Regions from separate parts of the Homo sapiens genome. Here region 1 is linked to region 2. A link is a loop called in an ENCODE intact Hi-C map of the cell type or tissue named here. Cell type or tissue: ascending aorta. All regions are shown on one strand. Each heading gives the region's core, and the rest is flanking DNA. Links, peaks and the distances in the headings are about the cores only.

The links. Hi-C counts contacts between places; a loop is a spot of excess contacts. Peaks named below come from ENCODE experiments on the same cell type or tissue, not always from the same donor. Only the 100,000 strongest peaks of a DNase experiment are listed, where the experiment ranks them.
Region 1: a loop joins it to region 2, with 2.0 times the contacts of the local background. A loop is called at or near these places in 1 of 110 quality-filtered maps.

What each region holds. Positions count from the first base shown.
Region 1 is chr4:72,450,349-72,453,268 of GRCh38, reverse strand. All of the region lies in intron 3 of ADAMTS3 (ADAM metallopeptidase with thrombospondin type 1 motif 3), which reads left to right. Among named protein-coding and RNA genes, the nearest start is that of ADAMTS3, 120 kb to the left of the region's middle. In ascending aorta, for the core only: no CTCF peak of the experiment used is centred there; a DNase peak (open chromatin) is centred at 1,738; H3K27ac peaks cover 1,212 bases.
Region 2 is chr4:72,386,369-72,389,288 of GRCh38, reverse strand. The region is part of intron 4 of ADAMTS3 (ADAM metallopeptidase with thrombospondin type 1 motif 3); the gene reads left to right. Among named protein-coding and RNA genes, the nearest start is that of ADAMTS3, 180 kb to the left of the region's middle. In ascending aorta, for the core only: no CTCF peak of the experiment used is centred there; no DNase peak of the experiment used is centred there; H3K27ac peaks cover 966 bases.

The sequences.
Region 1 (2,920 bases), core at 266-2,765, 64 kb before region 2:
ACCAGCCATAGTGTCTGAAATATTATCAAAGATTAGTCAGGAACCTCTAAGAAATGCAGATGCTACTCAGAGGACTGATAAATCAGAATTTCTCTATGTTTTTTAGAATGTTAATAAATGGAAAAAATATATAATATAATAAAGCAATGGCCTGTGGCCACATATGTTTGGGAGTACATTTGTTTAAGCAATCAGGTTTCTAGTATAGTAGGATTCTCCAGCTCTTTTGAGATGCAAATGTAATAGCAAATCTCTGAGCAGAGATGAAGTATGTAGCGTGGATCCAGGGGCAGTTTTCATACCCCTACCCCTACTGCTGCATTTTTTAGAAAACATTCTTCTTGTTTAGTGTTCTTTGAGATAGACTCCGATACATCCCTTCAGAGATCATCAACTAAAAACCTAGTAGAATGGTATTTGGCTATTTGACACAAGTAAATAGTTAGAACCAAGATAGTGGTTTTAGGTTGTAGGAGAGATGCTTTGAAGGAAGTGGTGGGCAGGTACCAAAGCCCAGGGAACCTGCCCAATTTGTAGGACTGTGTGGTTCAGACCAGCCATACTGCAGAATCCCTGATGCACGAAATCAGCTCAAGACTGCCTGTGTATTATGAGAGCTGTAGTGACCCAGTCCAGTACTGAATTTGATTTACTAAGAAACTTAAGTTGAAAGATGGAGACTGGTTGTTGAAGCAGTTTCAAAAGAAGGGTCGACCTTGCTGATAGATTCATGTTCTAACTCAACTGCTCCCAACCAGACAATGGCATTTCAAGCATACAATTATATCTAGAAGCAATTTGAAACATAAGTCACCTGAGTTCTGGCTTGTACTTTTTTGAGGTAATTGGGCCAGTTTTGTTTATAAGAAAGAAAAAGATCTGTTTTATGAAAGCAATACCCTAAATATGTTCTTTGACTAGTATACATATCCCAACTATACTTATTATATTTTATATTATATTATGTTAATAATAAAAATAAATTATAAACTTATACGTATTATAACATGTCTATTGCTATAGATAACACATTTTGTGAAGTGTAGAGCTGGTCAATACTTTCTAGTAAAGCATAAGCTTTTATTTTTGTATTCAGATTCTGTTTTTATAAATGTGACTTCCTGTAAAGGGAAAGGAACATGCAAACTTTTATTATTGTTGTTGTTGTTGTTATTGTTTGAAACTGGGTCTCACTCAGGCTGGAGTGCATGGAGTGCAGTGGCAGGATCACAGCTCATTGTAGCCTTGACCTCCTGTGCTCAAGCATCCTCCCACCTAAGTCTCCTGAGTAGCTTGGATTACAGGTGTCCACCACCATGTTTGGCTAATTTTTTATAGAGAAGGGGGTCTCATTATGTTGCTTTGGTTGCTCTTAAACTCGTGGGCTCAAGCAATCCTCAAATTTTGGCCTTTCAAAGTGTTGGAATTACAGGCGTGAGCCACTGTGCCTGGCCTCCAAACTTTAAAGCTATTGTTTAACAATTTAAAATCTCCAATAATGCTTCATTTATATATGAATATAATGGGTCAATCATATTTCCTTTAACGTATATAATTTATGAAAAATCTTGTCAGAGATATATTGGGTTTTGGTTTTGGTTTCATTACTTTGAAAGTTTGGAATCAGTAAGTGTAACAAACTTTTTTCCCCTTAGTGTCAGTCTATTTCTGTGTCTGTAGTTACAAATTTTGGATCTGAAAAATGTTCAATTTACGTCATGAAATGGAGCTGGCCTTCTTTCTAAATATGTTGGCGCTGGGCCAGGGCTAGCTTTTCCACTAGTGCTTCCATGCCTATCTTTTAAAATGTAGATTTTATGTATTTTCTTTTGATTGGTGATCAGTCTATTATACTCATGGTTTGCTTCCATTTTGGAATCTTCTAGTAAGAAATGACCTCAGACATTATTGAGAAATTTGTGTCATTCTTTTCTCATTATCAACTTTTTTTCCCCTGACATTTGTTCTGAGTAGCTCAGGTGCACTTTATCCAGGCAGTCAGTTTGTGCTGAATGTTATTTGACCTTCAGGAATCTAAGATTCAGCCAGGATTGGGCCAGACTTGATCTTCTCCTGTTTTAGATACCTGGCCAACTTCTCTGGCCAGCATTAGGCTTTGACATTCCCAAAGGCCTGTAGATGATTTCATGAAAGGGTATGCTATCCTTTTACTTGTCTGCAGTCTGTTTCAACAGTGAAAATAATAGAAACTGTAGGTTAGTGTTAAGGATATTCTTATCTGTTGCAAATTTCTCTTCTCTTCTCTTCTCTTCTCTTCTCTTCTCTTCTCTTCTCTTCTTTTTGCCTGCCTGCCTGCCTGCCTTCCTTCCTTCCTTCCTTCCTTCCCTGCTCTCCTCCTCCTCCTCCTCTTTCTATTGCTCCCATTTATTCCTGTTTTGGGGGTAGTGATGTGTGGAATCATTGGTATGCTGTTTTTGTATATTTGGTTTCTCCTCTTGGTACTCTCTTGAAGGCCTTTCTAGCAAGACAGGTGTGAGAGATGCTCGGGGTGGCACAAGGCACCCGGCTGGAAATGGACTTGCAATTTTGATTGAGAGAAGCTTCATGGAGTCTACACTTTTGCAGTAGTAGGACATTTGCCACAGATTTTAGTTTGCCATGGAGTTTCTTAGATGGTGTAATCATGACAATTCTTATGTTTATTAGTGGTGTTGGCATCAGTGAAAGCCTCAGAAAAGATTCTGTAAGACAAAGTAAAAACTACCTCTACACAGGCATGGTAAAATACCAGATTGTGAAAGAGCAAAGAATGATAATTTGGGAATGGTCATATAATGGATTAAACATAGGTTTTTGTCACTTGGATGCCTCTTACACAGCCACAATAAGCAAGTCTTACCTGAGAAACACTGGAATGTCTGTTTTCTAGCAGAGGGGTGCCTTGCATGCTCTTCCATGG
Region 2 (2,920 bases), core at 269-2,768:
TTTTTATTTTTGCTGGATTTATATAAAATATTAGTTAGGATACCTGTGCGGTAAAGAATTAACATAACAGTCCTGAGGCTGTTATCCTCGGAAAGGCCTCCTTGCAAGGTTGGTCATTGGCTGGCATATTAAAAACTGGAATTTAGAAGGGTTCGCATTCCCAGAACTGATAAGGGTGGCTTGCTGTGCCAAAACTGTACAAACAGTGTGGGTGATACTGAACACCTAATTTTTTCTGGGAATCTGGAATTTTGGTTTGTGCTAGGCCGAGGATGGCTACGTGACCAGCCCCCAACAAAATCTCAGGCACTGAGTCTTTAATGAGATTTCCTAGTAGACAACATTTCACATGTTTTATCCAACTCATTGCTAGAGGAATTAGGTGTGTTCTGTGTGACACCACTGGGAGAGAACTCTTGGAAGCTTGTGCTGGCCTTCCTCTGAACTTCACCCTGTGTGACTTTTCCCTTTGCAGGTTTTTCTTTGTATGCTTTCACTGTAATGAATCCTAACCATGAACAGGACTATATGCTGAGTCCTGTGAATCCTCCTAAGGAGTCATCAAATCTATGGGTGGTCTTGGAGAATGCTGACAGAATATAGCCTGTGGATTGATTGGAATGAGGTTAAACTGCTACAGCAAAGAGCTCCCCCAAACGCTATGACTTGAACAGAAAAGACATTTATTTATTTTTTCTAATGTTCATAGTCCAGAAATTGAAACTGTAAGATAAGTCTCACAAGGGTAATGGCTAAGCAGCACATGCACAAGCTACTGGGGCACACTGGAGAAAATGCATTGAGAAAGCAGCACCAGGGGTAGTGACGTGGCCCCTTTGTTGGCACATTGCATTGTAGGGAAGCACACATAATTCTAGTAGGTCTTGATGACAGACTTTGGAAGAGGGGCCTCAATATACAGGCAGTGGTACTTTTAAACTGCATGATTAGTGAAGTACCAGTTCCTCTCCTGGCCTATCATAGACCAAAACACAATAGTGGTATGACCTGGTATAATACTGGCCCCAGACCCATGCTGCCAGATGAGGACCTGAGGTTTGGGAGCACCAGCCTTTTGCCTGGCATAATCAGTGGGCTGGGGTCCAAGCCTTGCGGTTGTGTCTGTCACATGGCATGACAGCAACAGGATTTGTCACATCAGCATTTATGGTTGAGAAGAATCCCTATTTTTACCTTATGCTAATGGAAGAGTTTTTAATATTCTCCTCTTTACAAAGTAGTCTGGTTTTCAGTCATTCTTACCATCTCACTGACAAATAAGACAGATATTGGCTGCTAGTAATTACTTGGTAATTACCTGGATTTATGCTCTTATACTTTGATCTTAGAAAACTACTTCTCTAGTGTCTAATGTTGCTAAATAGCACTCTTTAGGAACTTGCAGAAAGTTTTTTTTTTGTCTTTTGTTAATTACATACTGGGGGAACAACAATAAATAGCATTCTTTGAGTCTGAGCATTTTAATCAACTAGGAAGAGATGGATCCCTTTATCTTTTGACCAGCACCACTTATGTTGCCTTAGGCACCTCATTCAAGTCAATTTTGAAGAGAAAATTTTGATAGTACTGTATTCAATATAGGAAGTTCACCCCAAAACTTTAGATGCCTCTATTTGCTAATTAGCCTTGTGCCCCATATCTAGAGTGAGATAAGGCTCACTCAGGATAGCCCCAATATGCACCTCCAAGCTGACTCCCTTCCCCAAAGGTGTCAGTTGCTAGGTAGCTTGACTCCTTTTAATTAGGAAATTCAACACAAGAACTGGCAGTTGAATAGTACCTGGTTTGGCATATCATTATCTGTGAAAGGTATTTACCATTTAAGAATTTTTGTGATTATTTAAGATAAAGGTAAGAGACAGCTAGCATAGTTGATTGAGTATGGGGTTTAGATCACAAGCTTAAGAACATCTGTATTCTGACAGTTATGGGTCATATGGCTTTGGAGAGAGACCAAATCTCTGTGGACATCTGTTTCATGATTTGTAAAATGTGACTGATAACAGGGTATACCTGCTTCTCTTAATTGTTATGAAGAATAAGTGAAATGTTCATACAAAAAAGCATGAATTTTAGCTATCTAATTACATCAGCTAACAGATTTAGTTCTCTAAAGGGAGTAGAGTCAGAATGTAAAAAACAAATTCTAATCAGTGATTTGCTTTGATAATGTCTACTCACCTTGAGAAATTTGTTAGCTTTCTTTTTCTAAAACTCCTTTAACAGCCAACAGATGAAGAATAGGTTTTTGAGATTTTGGATAGTCTTAGCTATTGAAAAGAGCATTTATTTATGTAAATTAACTCTAATGTTTCAATTATTCTGTTTTTATGTTACCTTATTTTTAAAATAGGAAGGTCAGTGAGTAAGATTGCTTAAAAAAATGCTAGTTTACCATGGTGAGAATCTACTTTCTTATGAACCCTTAAAAACATCACAGTGTGTTAAAGCCTTGATTATCTTTGATGGAATAGTTCAGTGGGCTTAAAGAGCAGGCCCTTGAGTAGGACCACCTAGATTTAAATCCTAGCTTTACACTCAATAGATGTAGAGTGTTGGAAAAGTTATCTACTATTTAGTTTATGTCTAGCTCATGAAAATGCAATGGTGCTCTGTGTGTTTGTCTGGTTGCTTTCCCTGAGACTCATCAGTGTTGTTCAGTCTCTCTCTCTCTCTCTTCCCCCATCCCTTAAATTTAATGTAAAATTCAAAAACAGATTTGGAAAAAAATTAGATATGATTTAGATGTGATTCTCCCTTATTGCACTGATGGTATAGTTACTTTAAAAAAAAGAGAGAGAAGGAACACAGATTCCTTGCTTTGTGTTGCTTAATGTGTTTTTGCAAAATGTTGTTTGCCAATATTTTTGGCTAGGCAATTTAACTTCAGTATTGCTAG